Linked DNA regions of Mus musculus: all the other regions are linked to region 2. A link is a loop called in an ENCODE intact Hi-C map of the cell type or tissue named here. Cell type or tissue: left cerebral cortex. All regions are shown on one strand. Region 1 overlaps Prkab1 (protein kinase, AMP-activated, beta 1 non-catalytic subunit). Region 2 overlaps Bicdl1 (BICD family like cargo adaptor 1). Region 3 holds the start of Gm42008 (a long non-coding RNA gene).

Region 1 (5,000 bases), 370 kb before region 2:
CTGACCCCAAGTAAACGCCTCTGCTTCTTAGGCTCCAGAGAAAGAGGAATTCCTGGCCTGGCAGCACGACCTGGAAGCGAATGATAAAGCCCCCGCCCAGGCCCGGCCCACCGTGTTTCGATGGACAGGGGGTGGAAAGGAAGTCTACTTGTCTGGGTCCTTCAACAACTGGAGCAAGCTTCCCCTCACGAGAAGGTAAGGATCTCGGCGGACGATATTTCTGTGCTATGCTCTGACATTTAGATATACATTTCTTCTGAGAAAGTTGTTCCCGGTGCATTGGAGAGAACGCTGGGCTGGGACCCTTAGGGGTGTGGATCCCAGCCCATTACTGCATGGAACGGTCACTTCTGTATCGGACTCCTGGACCAGGTGACCTGGATCCCTTCTAACTGAGTCCTGTGTGTTATTTTTTGGAAGGTTGGAAGTTCCATGCTCTGAAGACATCATTAGCAAGGGTTCAGTGAGACGATTTATCAAAACCCTGATGTGGCTGGGCAGTGGTGGCGCACGCCTTTAATCCCAGCACTCGGGAGGCAGAGGCAGGCGGATTTCTGAGTTCGAGGCCAGCCTGGTCTACAAAGTGAGTTCCAGGACAGCCAGGGCTACACAGAGAAACCCTGTCTCGAAAAAAACAAAAACAAAAAACAAAAAAAACAAAGCAAAACAAAAAAACCCTAGTGTGGACTCCTGTCATCGCGCCTTTACCAGTGACTACTTCTGGTAAACAGAGGGAGAGCCCGTGCCCTGCTGGTCTGAGCCCAACTGTTGTCAGTGTCCCTGTGTTTCCAGGGCTGCTACAAGTCCACAGCAATCTCAGGAGTGGCGGGGTAGTTAGACAGGTCTGTGTGGAGAACGTCTATGTGCCCTGTTACGCTGGCTCAGTCCCTGTCATGGCACACTGACAAAAGGGATGGCTCGGCAGCCTATGTTTACCTCCGTGGCACCCAGCCCGCCTGCCCGCCCGGTGGTATTCTGCGTGGAGACTTGGAAGGTATGAACAGCCATTTGTTGACCTTCCAGTGTTAGGATTCTAGGTTCCTAGTGTCTGAGCAAAGTGAGTTTCCTGCTGCTCCATTAGTGGCCGTGACCAAGAATTAATTGTCTGAATTGGTTGCCATGTTTGCCATCCTGCAGCCAAACTCTTGGTTATACCTGGAGTCAGAGGGCAGCCCACCCAGCTGAAATTCTACTTCCTTTCTTCCTGCAGCCAGAATAACTTTGTAGCCATCCTGGACCTGCCTGAAGGAGAGCATCAGTACAAGTTCTTCGTGGATGGACAGTGGACCCATGATCCTTCTGAGGTACTTTGCCTGCAGCCCTTGGCCCTCTAGTACCTACCTGCACAACCAGCACCCATCACCTCCCTTGTGGCGTGCTATCAGGACCCTCTTCCCTGCGTGTGGCTCTGAGTTAGATAGCGCCAGTTACCAGCTCATTGGTATAATTAACCAAGAGTCGCTAACCAGGCAGTGAGGCCTTCCAGCCAGGAATTCTAGTCCTCTGAAGAATCCACAGACCTTCCACGTTATGATTTCTGCCTATCTGTCTCTTCCCAGCCAATAGTAACCAGCCAGCTTGGCACAGTTAACAACATCATTCAAGTGAAGAAAACTGACTTTGAAGTATTTGATGCTTTAATGGTGGATTCCCAAAAGTGCTCCGATGTGTCTGGTATGAACAGTTACTTTATCCCACGTGTGTGCAGGCTGGGGCTCTGTGGCCTGGACATACTCTGTTTCCCTCGCCTCTCACACTTGAGCAAAAGCTGCCCAGCCAGGTGGACAGTTGTAGCTCTCCGGACCACAGCAGTTCCTTCCTAATTCCAGTGGCCCTGGCTGTTGGAGTTTAACCCCCAAAGAAACCATAAGTCACTGCCCTTGCCTTATGGGATATTTTGCAGTTCCACTTGGCTTTAGAACAGAGCTACACTTGATGTTATGCCATAGGCAGGCCTGAAGAGACCCACGAGGACACGTTGGGTCAGTAGTGAACCACTGCCAGGGAAACTGCCAGCTCGTGTCCTGCCAGTGGTGCCTGGAGAATTGCAGGCTGACAGGTGATAAACGCCACCTCGGTGACCTTGGCTGTCACTGGTGCCGTCCATTCACACTTGACTGGAAGTGACTCCCCATAGAAAACAGGCCACATGGCACAACGCTCTTTTCTGGAAACCTGTTGTGCTCAGTCACGGTAAACTAGAGTCCTCTAAGCACGGAGCTTTCGGTGACCTTTGTTCCGACCACATCTGGGAGGAAGAGAATCCCTGGAAGGTCAGAGGGACAGCTCAGGAGAGAAACTGTGTGTTAGAATCCAGATGGACGTTAGGTGTGCTTCCCTTCTTTGTGTGTGGGCTGCTTCCTGGGCAGCAGTTCTGGGAATCAGTAAGATAAGCTCTCAGCAGTAGCCAGCTATCAGTTTACCGAGGGCTTTCCCACCCTCACCTCCGTGTCTCTGGGATCTCTTACAGTTAGCACTTCTGACTCCACAGCTGTAATTGACTGGTGGGCTTGGCTGGCCGTGGTTAAGGTTACAGATCTAGGCTTAGAAATCTAAAAACAGTGCTCTCTTACTGGGGTTATCGGCCATTCCTGGATGACCACTTACACATTTCAGACAGGCAAAGGGTGCAGCCTGGAGGCAGTGCACACGCTTCTGACACGAACTTCACACTATTCAACAGAGCCTTCAGCTAAAGGTCTGGTTGATCATTTGCAGGCAGAAAGTGCACCGCCCCCTGCTGCTGGAGCCAGATCAGCTCTAAACTTCCTGTTAGACATTCAAGTGGCTTGTTTGGGTTTGTTTTTTGTTTTTTTTTTTTTTAAATGCCATGTATTTATTTCTTACAGCTCAGCTTTCTGCATCGAGTGCTTTTTCTCAGTTCTTGTGCTGAGGTGTGAAGGGAGCCTGACCTAGAAATTGATGTTGAGAAAGTTAAAGCAGCCCTGGGCCAGCTTAGGGGTCAGGTAGCCAGAACCCTTCCCGACACTCGGGTGACAGCTCAGTGCCATCCTCTATCTAGCCAGCCAGCTGTCATGATTCGAGGTGCTTCTAAGGCAAGGTACTGTGCTTCCAGAAGCTTCTACTGCGCCTACATAGTGAAAACACTCAGACCCAGGAGTGTAGAGCCAAAGATCCTTTACACGTTGGTCTTTATGGTTATTTTTTAGTGCATCAGTACCTCGTTAGACTTCTTTTATTCTGCCTGGGAGACTTGGTAACTTAGGCTGGGCCACTTAATCCCCACTTGAAGCCCAGAACTTGTGGCAGTTGCCAAACTCAGCCTGCAGTAAGAAGGAAGCCTTACTGTGCTGACGAGAGGCCAGGCTATGGGGGATGGCTTCCCTGTTAGGCTTTGCCACAGCTGCTCTTCCTTCCACTGAGCTTCTCGAGGTAGCGTCGAGCTTTATCCCGAGCACCCCGGTTCCAGGGCACTTTTCATCCCCTCTGGTTTTCCCTGTTTGAGCTTGAATGTCTTTGAAGAAAATACAAACCTGGATTGAGGAAATCAGGACAGAAAGCTAGATGAGGGCCCCATGCATCAAATGCAGCTGCAGAGCCTACAGTCTGAGTGTCTTGTCGACATCTCCCAACAGAGCTGTCCAGCTCGCCCCCAGGACCCTACCACCAGGAGCCTTACATGTCTAAACCAGAAGAGAGGTTCAAAGCCCCGCCCATCCTCCCGCCACACCTGCTGCAGGTCATCTTGAACAAGGACACGGGCATCTCTGTGAGTACTCCCATCTGGAGCTCCTTTCTGCTCACTTCTTAAAAGACAGTGGAGAACTCCTGTGCCTTCCACTGTTGGGGACTGCTGTGGTCCTCCCCTGACATTGTGAAAGATTCACATCTGTTACACACCCCTTGGTCAGCTAGACATTTTAGAATCTAGTTTTAGTTACTAAGTTACTTTTGGAAACGTCAGCCCTCCTGGGGTAGAATTCGAGCTGTCTTATAACACATTATAACCTCTACCACATCCACTGTGGCAGAAGGTGCAAGGGCAAGCGATGCCCTCAGGATGACTGACCCACTCAGGGTGCCTACATTAATCCATGCTCCGCCCTCATGACCTAATTCACCACCAGTTAGGACCCATCTCCCAGCAGTCACTGGGGACTAAGTTCCCAGTACGTGAGCCCTTAGGGACAAAGCAAACTGTATCTGGTGCTAAAGAAAGCCCCTCCCTCAACACTGGACACAGCAGCAGAGCCCACGTGCTGCTGAGCTGACTGTGTGTGGAGGGTTCCCTACGGCAGTGTCAGGGTTTGTGGAAGACGTGCCTTTCCTTAAGTGGACTCAGTCCACTCTGTGCTGTGACCAAGCACAGATCCCGGCTCACTCCTGTGAATCCAGGAGGAGGTCAGTGGAGAGACCACTCAGCCTCAGACCCCACTGGCTAAACAAATAACCAGTGCGCATTAGTAACAGAACTGCAAGGACCCTTAGCCGCTGTCCTTAAAGATTCAGCGCGCGTGCACGCACACGCACACACATACACACACACAGAGGCATGGCTAGGGAGAGGCTAGACCATGAATTCAGGAGAACTGTGTCTGACCTCACTGTCAGCTCTTACAGATCTTGTCTTCAGTTAGGAAAGTGCTCTCCGAGGAGTCTTATTTCAGCTTCACAGTGAAGAGACTGGAGCAGATACGTTGACTGGCATCCCCAGACAGCGCTCAGAGTTCTTTTCTTAGAGGCTTTGGGAAATCTGCTGTCCTGTGAATGACTGTGGTCAGCCTGTTCTCGGGCCGTAGCTCCTCTCACAGTTGTCTCTGCAGACATCTTGTAGCTTTTAACCGGTGTCTTCCCCAGAATTACCATCCAGTTCTCCTAGCCTGCTTTTAAAAGATGTCGCATGTGTCTCCCTGTGGCTGGCTTATTTATGTCCATAGTCCATCCACGTTGTTGCAAGTGACAGAATTTCCTTCCTTTTTAAGGCTGAGCCACCCACTGTTGTAGTTTCTTGTCCAGCTGCTGTGATACAATTTTTGATG
Region 2 (5,000 bases):
TAGTTGGTTGGTTTTTCTTTCTGTTACTATGGGTGGCGTGTGCTATTCCCTGCTACTAGTGTGGCATAGGGTATCCCCATGTACAGTTTAGCTTCCCAAAGTTATTATTGTGTCAACCACTGCTTTGTTATTTTTGGTTAATTTTTCATTTACAGACATTCTCAAGTGTACACAAAAGCATCCTAGCAGGAACCCTCATCTGCGGGTCCGTCAGCTTTAGCGAGAGTGTTGTGTGGGTTAGTTGGTCAGATGGGTTTTTTGTTTGGTGGTGTGTTTATGCTGAGGGCAAGCCCGGAGCCTCGTGTGTGCCAGGCAGACGCTCTCCCAGTAAACCCTCCGAGAAAACACTATCCAGTCAGCCTTCTTAACCCTCCCCCAGCACGTACAAGTTATGTCATAAATGGAGGTTTAGTTGCTTAGAATCTGCTCTGGCGCCCGAGAGCTCACCTGACTGACGTGTTCTGAAAGTCTGTCATACTTGCCACCCCTTTAACTGAGCTGCCCCTGGGAAGCCGGGCTGTCTGTCTGTCTGCACTTCTCACTGGGATGATTTCATACCATTTCAGTGTCCACTCTTCTGTTTTCCCAATAAGCTAGGTCATCTTCTTAAACCGTGTTGTCGGGCCGTCATTGTTGTTAACAGAGAAGGGGTGTGTGAGCGCATTTCTTTCCATCGGACATGTTGGAAGCACACAGGGGTAGCTTCCCGGAGCCCCTATTCTGTGAGTTGGTTGCTTTGTTTAGCTACGCAGCCAAGGCTGGCTTCTAAGGCCAGCCTTCTCCCTGGTCTTAGACCCAGGTACTGAGATTACAGGTGTGCACGAGCACACCCAGCTGACCTAAAAATATTTCCTAGGGCCTCAGTTGCTGCCCCTTCACTGAGAAGGTAAATGGTGCCTCCACAATGGGAAGTAAAGGAAGGGAAGGAAGCTCTTAAACCCAACTCTGGAGGGCAAGGACTCACACTCCCTAGTGCGCAGGCGGGTCTGAAGAGAGCTGGTCTGAGTGATGCCCTGTGCCTTTAAGCTAGAGCCATGAGCAGTGTGGCGTGGCAGGTTCTCAGCTCTACCTTCCATTCCTTCCATTCTTTCCATCACCTGCGTCCTGGTTCACTTTTGGGTCTACTTTTTCTCTGGTCAGACCTCCCATTAGGTTGCCTGTTTCTTCTAGCTCAGTTTCGGGAATTGAGTGCAGTGTATCTCGGTAAGGCCTGTCTGTGTCACTTGCCCCTGTGTGCCATGTTCCGGGTGAACCTCCGTGCCTGCACATGTTAATCACCGGGGCTCCCACACAGTGGCGTCAGAGTGGCTGGGAGGAGCCGCTGCTTCACCTGTATACTGTAACGTGTGTCCAGGGAGACTGGCCTCAGCAGACTGCGCTGGGAAACCTTAAGGTAGTCTTTATCTGACACAATGGGAAAGCCGCTAGCAGTGTATCACCTTACGATTCAAAAGCACTCACTAAAAACACAAGTTAATCAGGCAGGTGAAAAAATTGTACCACTAAAACCATACCAATGTGGGTACCACCAATTGTTCTGGGACTAGCAATTGGCTTTACAACAAAACAAATCAAAATAGTGACTTCAGGAGTTCTTCTGGGCATTGGAAATATTCTTTTTTTTTTTTAAGATTTATTTTATTTTAGTTATATGAGTACACAGTAGCTATCTTCAGACACATCAGAAGAGGGCATCGGATGCCATTACAGATGGTTGTGAGCCATCATGTGGTTACTGGGAATTGAACTCAGGACCTCTGGAAGAACAGCCAGTGCTCTTAACCGCTGAGCCAACTCTCCAACCCCGGAAACACTCTCCAAAACTCTTTTTAAAGACTAGGATTCATGTATGATAAGCGAGTTGTGTGGTATGCTTTTGGATCTGGGGTTCCAGTTAAAGACTCCCCTTTCCTCCTGCACTGCAGCACTGGCGTCTCCAGGCCCTGGCGTTAGTCAGCACTTTCCGGTAGCTCCGGGCTGCTCGCGGCGCCATCTGCGGGCGGACCCTGGTACTTCCTGAGGCTAGAGCCGCTGGGGGAACTGTCAGGCAAATCGCGTCCATGGCAACCGCTGCCAGGAGGATTTCCGCTGTTCTTTAACAGCCAATGCCTGTGGGCATGACAGAAGCAATCTGCAGTGTCTGCACGCTTGCCCATTGGACAGGCTTGGTCCTATCCCTGTGGCCTGCAGCCGCAGTGGGCGGGGCCGGGACCAGCCCAGAGTTGTCGGGAGCTGCTTCTAGGGCAGAGTGGCTGGTGAATGCAGCACACCGGGTGTGGAGTAGGTGACTAATTGCTGGGTAGAGGGCAAGGCGGGCGAGGAGGAAGTATGGTCTGAGTTCTGTACAAATAAGAATCACCTACTCGTTCCGGCTTTGCTCATTTAGTGTGTCCTGAGAGCAGAAGGGCAGCCACTGCAGGCCAGGCCTGCGGCCCTCCACGGGCCTGGCAGGATCTGCTTTCAGGCAGCGGGCGCCGCCTTTGCAGAGGCAGCTCCGCTACCGGCATCCTCCTCTCACACCCTCTCCACGGGGCCTGCTTTTTGCATTGAGCGGCTAAACTGTAATAACGTTGGGAAGGTGAGCAAAACAGTACCCAAGACACACAAATGGGAAATATTGAAGTAGGAGGGAGAGCTCGTATCAGTGCCATCTCCAGGGATGATAGCCCCAGCGTGTATGGTATGTGGCCACACACTGGCAATTTTATTCCCAAAACCTTGACCTTTTCCTCCCCAGTGCCATCACTGTCAGTAAGTACCATGTATCTGGGTTTTCACTGGTGCCCGTGTTGTATTGTCTTTTTTAAAAAATTTTAAACAGTTCCCCAGTTATTGCAAACTAATGTTGCTAAACTATGGCCACCATCCTTTGAACATCTTTATCTTTGGAACAGTTTCTTTAATGGCTGAGTAGCTTGTCCAAAGGACTACCTTTTATAGCAGGAGGAGAAGGTCCCCACCCTGTGCTGTGCACAGCCTTTAGTGAAGGGCCAGCAAGCAGCGCCTTTGTTGAGAGGCCTTTGATCCTCTCTAGGCTCTGTCCTCTTTTACCCTCTCGCTGTGACACCTGTTTAGCGATGACAGGTCATCTTTTGTACCTATGGCTTGGTTAGGAAGCAGGCAAGTTGCAGTCAGTCCTTGAAGAAGCATAGCTCCAGGGACCCTATGGTGTGGGATCGGCCCTTCCCTTCCCCGAGACTCCAGGTCTCCTAGTGAAGAGGCACAAGGTGCGCATGTCCGTGCTCATCGCAGCCCATGTTTGCAGGAAGAACGCTGTGGAGCTGGAACTCGCCAAGTGCAAGATGGATATGATGTCTCTGAACAGCCAGCTACTGGATGCCATTCAGCAAAAACTGAACCTCTCTCAGCAGCTGGAGGCTTGGCAGGTAAGCAAGCGCCCAGGGCCGGGGGAGGGGGGGGCACCCACTCAGAACCCGCATTAGGAGCCCCCGGGCCCCAAGGAGACAGAAAGCCCAGGCAGCCCCTGGGAGGGATGCACCTCCACCAGATGTGGAGTCGGCCCCACTCAGCTGCTCATTCGGTTTGTTTTAGAGTGATGTGGTTCAGCCCAGTGGTCCCCACAGGTGCTGCCCTGCCCTTCTCAAAGGTCTGTGGCTTCTTCATCCAAGGGCGCTATTCAGGCATGGGTCAGTGCAGCTATCTCTATGCAGCTATCTCTAAGTCCCCATTTTCAGGGTCTCCCAACTCCTTACTGCCCTAAGGTCGTGACTCAGGGATGAGGGTGAGATAGGCTGATTCAAATGGTTAATGTCTTTCTCCAAGAGACTGTAACCTACTAGATAGTAGTCACCTGTGACTTAGGTGAGCCCCGCAGTGACCGACAGAACAGCAGTGTCCATTACATCGTGGCCCCATGGGGCCGGCAGCAGCCAGCACCATGGCTCACCGGGGCTGTTCTCTTCTCTCCTCCCGGCTACAGTTTGCGTCCTCGGGGCTCTTTACTATCTGGCTGCTTTGGTTTCTGATCTAGTGGCCTTTCTCAGTTCCTGTGCCAACAGCTTTAGTTGTACACCCCTCCTGCCTTTGAGGTGAGATTGAGCCTTGCGTCCATCCGTCTGTTGTCCTCTGCCATCTGTCCCACATCTGCCATCTCCCCATGGCCCACTGTGTTGTATGCCAGAGCCTGGCCTCATCTCTGTGCCATCAAGTCCCAGTCTCCTCCTCCTGTCACTGCAGCATGGCAGACCAATGCCGCCCTGTCCTAGATGGGTTTGCACTGCAGGATAGCAGCAGGCGGGATCGGGACCAGCTCGTGCACAGGTGCACATGCACGTGTAAAGTTCCAAGGAGATACATTCCCTGGGAGTTCATTGGTGGATTCAGTTATTTAAGTAGAAGAGCGCAGTTGAAGTGACTGTGACAGAAAATATGGTGGCATCGAGAGGACTTTTTCTAAAGCTCTGTGTTTTCCCTTTGGTGTTGAACAATGTATTTTATGGAGCTTGTCCTAAGTGCCACAGAGCAGTCAGTGTGCTGAGAATCTGCACTGGGGCTCAAGAAGTAGGAGCCGTGTGCTGGCAAAAATGACACAGGGTCTAACCTGAGAGGCAAGTGGAGAATGGAGCTGGCAGGGGAAGGAGGAGGAGGAGGAATAGGGGAACAAGCTGTGTGCTCTCCACCTGGGGAGGGGTCAGGAAGGTCCTCTGGTTTCATTTGGAGACCTTTAAATACGCCCACAGAGCAAGGCCTGAGTGCAGCTGAGGTAAGAGGCATCCAGGGTCTGCCCTTCAGCTCATGAGTGCCTACTGAGCCACACAGCTCAACCTTTCCATGCTGCAGGGAGCCCACCCTAACCTGGCCTCACCCACCATGTGCTTGGACTCGAGCAACCGAGTCCCTGTGGGTTTGTTAGGGCCTTTTTGTCAGAGCATCACACAGCTCCCACTGGGTTAAAAGCCGGAGGAGAAGGTGGTGGTTGCATACTAGTGGTAATTACCAGGGCTCCTTGCAGACGGGTAGTGGCGGAGCCCATTGTCAGG
Region 3 (5,000 bases), 250 kb before region 2:
CCAACTCCTACATCCCAAGGCAGCTGTTTTTAACACAGATTCTAGGAGTCTGGAAATCAGGACCCTTCAAGCAAGCCCCGTCTGCCCCGTCTTCTGAACGCTTCCTATCAGACGAGAGAGGACGATTCCCAGGTCAGGAGGGTTACAGCACATCTCTATTGCTCGTTCTAGCTGCCGAGTTTGTTTAGGGTTTTAGTTGCCGGCTGCATCACACTTGCTCCTGGGGGCTCACAGGAAGGAACGGGGCTTCTTCTGGCCACCAGTGCTCTCTCCCTACTTGGAATGGCTCAGCTGCCAGATCCCTGATCTTGCAGCATACTTGGACAGGAGCCCAGCGTCATCTCTCTGCTAGAGCTCTGGTTCAGCCACTTGCAGCTCGGTTAAACCCATTGGGAAACCCTTTAGGCTGATGAGATCCCGTGTTTCGGATCCTTTCCGATACAGCCAGGGTTCCGGCCATCCTCTCTCTTGAGATGGATGGACAGACAGCTCAGTTTAACTCATCCAAGGTTCCCCTTTTAACCGGGTATCTGCACTGCTAGAAATCTCCCACTCTTCTCCTCCCTCTAAATAAGACTAAAGATGGAAAAAACTAACCCAAAGTGCCCAGCTGACTGTTCAGATGCCATGGACAGGAGGAACAGGCACCTGACACGCCATGCAGAACCGAGCATCAACAGTCTAGCCCCACGAGCCCCAAACAGGCAGCCCAGAGGCTTCCCTCCGACGCACTCCCCCAACCCTCCCACCAGCACAGCACAGCACACCACAGCACCAGCATCAGCACCTTTGGCTCTGTGTACCGGCCATCCATGCAGGTCCCCCCAGAGAGTCACCGTCACTTACTCAGATCTACCAAGATACCCCAGTGCCTTGCTGTACGAAAATCCCACAAACGGCAGCTCTTCGCCTGAGAAGCCCGAGGGGCTCAGCTGGCACACAGAGGATGAAACCCACGAATTCTTCTCTGGTTCATCAAAATTGGAGGTGTCATCGTCAGACTTGAGGGTGGGGACGAAGGGGGGAGGAGCTGGTTAAAAGAAAAACAAGGGGGGGGGGGAGAAAAAATTCAGAATTCCACACTGTTGCAGAGGGGGAAAAAGCGCCTTACTCCTTAGGCGTTTGGAGACAGCACTGCAGCGACTGCTTTCAACCCAGCTCCTAGCGCAGGCAGACCCAGCCTCGGCTCCTACAGCAACAAGAGATTAACCCCTTCGCTGCCAACATGGCCACCAACCCGCAGACAGCTTGCCTCTCTGGGCAGTGGGTGAGGTGAAAGATAAACTCAGACAGGTCACTTGGACCCCCCCGCTGAAGTGCTTGGGCAACTCACCCAGGGAAGGCAGCTCCTGGCTCATTATTTCCAGCAGCCTTCCATCCCTGGACGCTGGAGTGCCAGGGTGCCGGGTGACCTAAGCCCATTGAGCCCCTCTTCCAGACAGGTCTAAAATGATTAATAGTTGGTGATATGCATGGCTGTCAGATGGAAGACGTGCATGTCTCATGACTTAGCCAGAATGAGGGGAGAGAACAGGACGGTGGGCTTAGAAAGCTGTACAACCGTGGTTGGGTCACCGCTGCAGTCTGGTTCATTCATAGCCAGCTGAGTCTACTCAGAGATCCTATTAACCACTTTTTTTTTTCCTTTTTAGTTCATTATCTCCCCCCCCAAAACCCCCACTCCCCTCAACACACCCCTGCCCATCGAATCCACCGCAGTTCAACCAGCATAATCAAAAGACAGCCAGATAAAGTTGCAGTGATTTACAGCACCCAGCACCGGTGAGGGGTACATAGAGACCCACAGACGCACATCTGTGGTGAGGCTCCTACCTCTTATGGCATGACTCCCAGCTGGGGAGGGGGGGTGGAATCACATCGTCTCTGCCGCCTGCAGACCTACTAGGCTCTCTCACTCAGACGCGTGAGCGGCTGTCCATCAGTCACCAGGAGGCTGCCCATCGTGGGGGGCTCCCAGGGGCATTTCCAGTCAGAAGTGTTACCATGGTTGCAGGCTGGGACGTCCGCAGTGGACCAGGCAGGGGGAAGTTGGCAAGCCGGCATCACATCCCCCGCAGTGCAGGCTGCATGCTACCACCTCCCCACTCCTTAGTGCGTGCTCTGGCGGTAACCCCACCTGGCCACCCTGCGTGGCAGGGGCCAATGCCGATCTGAGTGACGGAGCCGCATGAGTCACTGCCCGCCAGGGCTCGCTAGAGCTCCCCCTAGGACAGTTGTCACAGCCCTTCACGGTCCAGACTTCTTTTTTAACCTCTTGTTTTCCAGACAGAGTTCTGTGCTGGGGGTGGGGTGGGGGGTGAGCAGCAAGCACGCCTTCAGCCCCACAGACTCAGAAGGAGCTGGCTGTTGCCGAAGCATCCCCGGGGACAACGGTCAAAGCAGTGCCAGGCAGAGAAGTAACCGGAGTGATGTGGAGGGGTGCGGAGGAAGAGGGAGGTGAACGCGGAGGGGCGGCGGGTGCTTCTGGGATATGCAAAAGAACAGTCTCCGAGGTGCACCGAGGTGAGGTGGGGAAGAGAAGATCAGGGAATGTGAAATGCGAGCTAACAGAGACTTATCTAACACCTCCGGGCTCTCCGGGGAGCAGCTCAGCCTTCCCTGCTGGAGTCAGAAGCTCCGGGGCTTAACGCTTTCAACATTAGCTTATGGGAAGGGAACTGGGACTGGATGCAGGGGTTCGCATCCCCTGTGCACACCCATAAGCGGGGGGTTGGGGGGGGTTGGGGTGCAAATCTAATGGTGGTGCAAACCCCATCTGACTGCCCGTGCTCACCCAATCCCTCCTTTGGAAGATTAAAATTGAAATCACAGAAATTACAATGTATGATGACCAAAAGGAAGTGCTTCCATCCCAAGATAAGGACATCGAGATAAACATACTGAAATACGTAGGTGACTCTGATACAGAAACATGGTGGCTTAATGGCTCCCAATTCCACCCACTCCAGTTCTATGACCCTGGGAAAGGCACTCAGCCTCTGTAGGCATCTGTGGGGAGGTCATGTCTGGCTTTGAAAGAGTGTCCCTAAGCAGTGAAGGCTGGCCTCAAACTTGTGATTCTCCTGCCTCTGCACCTGACTGTTAGGTGAATCTATGCAAAGTGCTCAGTGTGGCTTCTGGCACTCGGTGAACACCCATGAAGGTGACCTGTGGCCGTTATCATTGCTGGCGTACAGTGCATGATGTGGCAGACCTTAGCAGCCGCTCAAGTCCAGTGAGACAGCGCGGCATCTGCGCTGAGTAGAGTCGGTCTCTGCTATACAAGGCACAGGCACGCCAAGGTGAGTGTTTGTGTTAATTCTACCATGGCGTTATAATTCCTCGCAGAAGTTGAATCCCTTTCCACTATATACTAATTTATCTGTAGGAGACGAAAATAGAATTCCATTTCTGTGTTAGGAAGATGATTAATAGAGAGGTAGGAGCCACCCTCAGTGAAGTAATTATGATTTCTGAATTTCTGTACTATAAAATAAGGCTCATCTGTAAAGTTCTGCCATGCTCAAAGCATTACTGCGGTCAAGATTAGAAAAGAGGCTTGGGCTGCCAGTACAGGCCTATCACCTGATCACTCGGGCAGCTGAGGCAGGGGGATCAGAAGGCCAGGGCCTGCCTGGGCTACAGATGATAAACTCAAGGAACATAGCGAGACTCGGTCTCTGGGGGCTGTGGGGAGGTTGGAGAGTTGAGTCAGCCAACATAAGGGGCTGAGTACAATCCCCACAGGTTACAAATAAATAAAGCCAAGCAGGATGGCACAGCCTCATCACCAGCACTGAGCGGTGCGGTGGAGGCTGGAAGATCTCTGGCATTCCATGGCTGGCCAGCCTGGCCTACATGGGGAGTTCAAGGCCAGGGCGAGATCACGTCTCAGAGAGAGGAAGGGAAAAGCTAAAGTGGTGGCTCCGTGGTTACGGGCATTTTCTACTCTTCTAGGATGAGGGTTCAATTCCTGCCTTCCTTACAGCAGCTCATAACCATTTTTCTCTCCAGCTCCAAAGAGCTGATGACCTCTTCTGGCCTCCACAAGCATCTGGAACATATGCAGGCATAGCCATAGACACAGACAAAACCAGATACAGAAAACATTGTTTTCATTTTTTAAAGGTGAATGATACCTAAGAAACGACACCTGAGACTGTCCACTGGCCTCTACATGCAGAAACACACATCTGCATGCACACATACACACACATACATACACACACATATACATTTATACATACATACACACACATACAGATACATACACACACACATACACACACATACACACACATACACACACACACACACACGTGTGCGCAACAGGCTGAGAATATAGTTCAGTGGTAGAATGCTACCTAGCATGGGCAAGACCCTGAGTTCAATCCCCAGCACTGAGGGGTGGGAGTGGGGGGTATATAGAAAGGTGAGATAATTTTCAAGTTGAGAGAAGGGAGAACTGATAGCACAGATTAAAAGCTAGAGACGTCAACCTCTTGCCAGGTGGTCAGTTCAGAACAGGTCCTCAGCAAACGAAGGCTCACACAACCTGAGAAGCCGCAGCCTCAAAGCTGAAGAAGTGGCCCAGAAATGAGCCAATGCCCCAAGAAGGGTGAGGATGCCCACCCCCTCATCTAGGCCCTTTAGAAGGGAAGAGCTAGGGTGGCTACTTAGAAACTGCAGCTGGGGCAGCTGGCTCCATGGGATCCGGGAGCATGGGAAATGAACAGCGGCACACGCGAGTGTTGAGCGAGTGCGTGTGAACACACTCGGCCAGGGGGAGGGCTACCCTTCTTCCATAGAGAGTGCACTGAGACTGAGGTGAGAGAGCCAGCTCTCTGAAGCCTAAGAAAAGAGCAAGCTAAGCCAGGTGCACTGGCTCGTCCCCATAGTCTGCAGACAAGGAGTTCTGGAGTATCCTGGGGACATGCCAAGGCTGGGCGCCAACACGATGAAAGAGGAAAGTGACCTGAAGGGCCAGGAGAGGCGGTCAC

The links. Hi-C counts contacts between places; a loop is a spot of excess contacts. Peaks named below come from ENCODE experiments on the same cell type or tissue, not always from the same donor. Only the 100,000 strongest peaks of a DNase experiment are listed, where the experiment ranks them.
Region 1: a loop joins it to region 2, with 3 times the contacts of the local background. A loop is called at or near these places in 8 of 42 quality-filtered maps.
Region 3: it touches region 2 in a loop (2.7-fold over the local background); 3 of 42 quality-filtered maps call a loop at or near these places.

What each region holds. Positions count from the first base shown.
Region 1 is chr5:116,016,678-116,021,677 of GRCm38, reverse strand. It overlaps Prkab1 (protein kinase, AMP-activated, beta 1 non-catalytic subunit), which reads left to right. Exons shown (of 7, transcript NM_031869.2): 2 at 32-195; 3 at 1,211-1,304; 4 at 1,560-1,674; 5 at 3,597-3,730. Among named protein-coding and RNA genes, the nearest start is that of Prkab1, 5.2 kb to the left of the region's middle. In left cerebral cortex, a CTCF peak has its summit at 2,728 (motif pointing left); a DNase peak (open chromatin) is centred at 4,934.
Region 2 is chr5:115,650,205-115,655,204 of GRCm38, reverse strand. It overlaps Bicdl1 (BICD family like cargo adaptor 1), which reads left to right. Exons shown (of 9, transcript NM_001080808.2): 8 at 3,266-3,386. Among named protein-coding and RNA genes, the nearest start is that of Mir7030, 7.1 kb to the right of the region's middle. In left cerebral cortex, a CTCF peak has its summit at 2,002 (motif pointing left); a DNase peak (open chromatin) is centred at 2,074; H3K4me3 peaks cover 910 bases; H3K27ac peaks cover 1,523 bases.
Region 3 is chr5:115,904,668-115,909,667 of GRCm38, reverse strand. Cit (citron) reads right to left here. Exons shown (of 47, transcript NM_007708.3): 9 at 847-1,030. It overlaps Gm42008 (a long non-coding RNA gene), which reads left to right and starts at 1,060. Exons shown (of 3, transcript XR_003955981.1): 1 at 1,060-1,267; 2 at 1,653-3,302. In left cerebral cortex, CTCF peaks have their summits at 1,159 and 2,217; DNase peaks (open chromatin) are centred at 333, 1,160, 1,876 and 2,190; H3K4me3 peaks cover 3,002 bases; H3K27ac peaks cover 3,078 bases.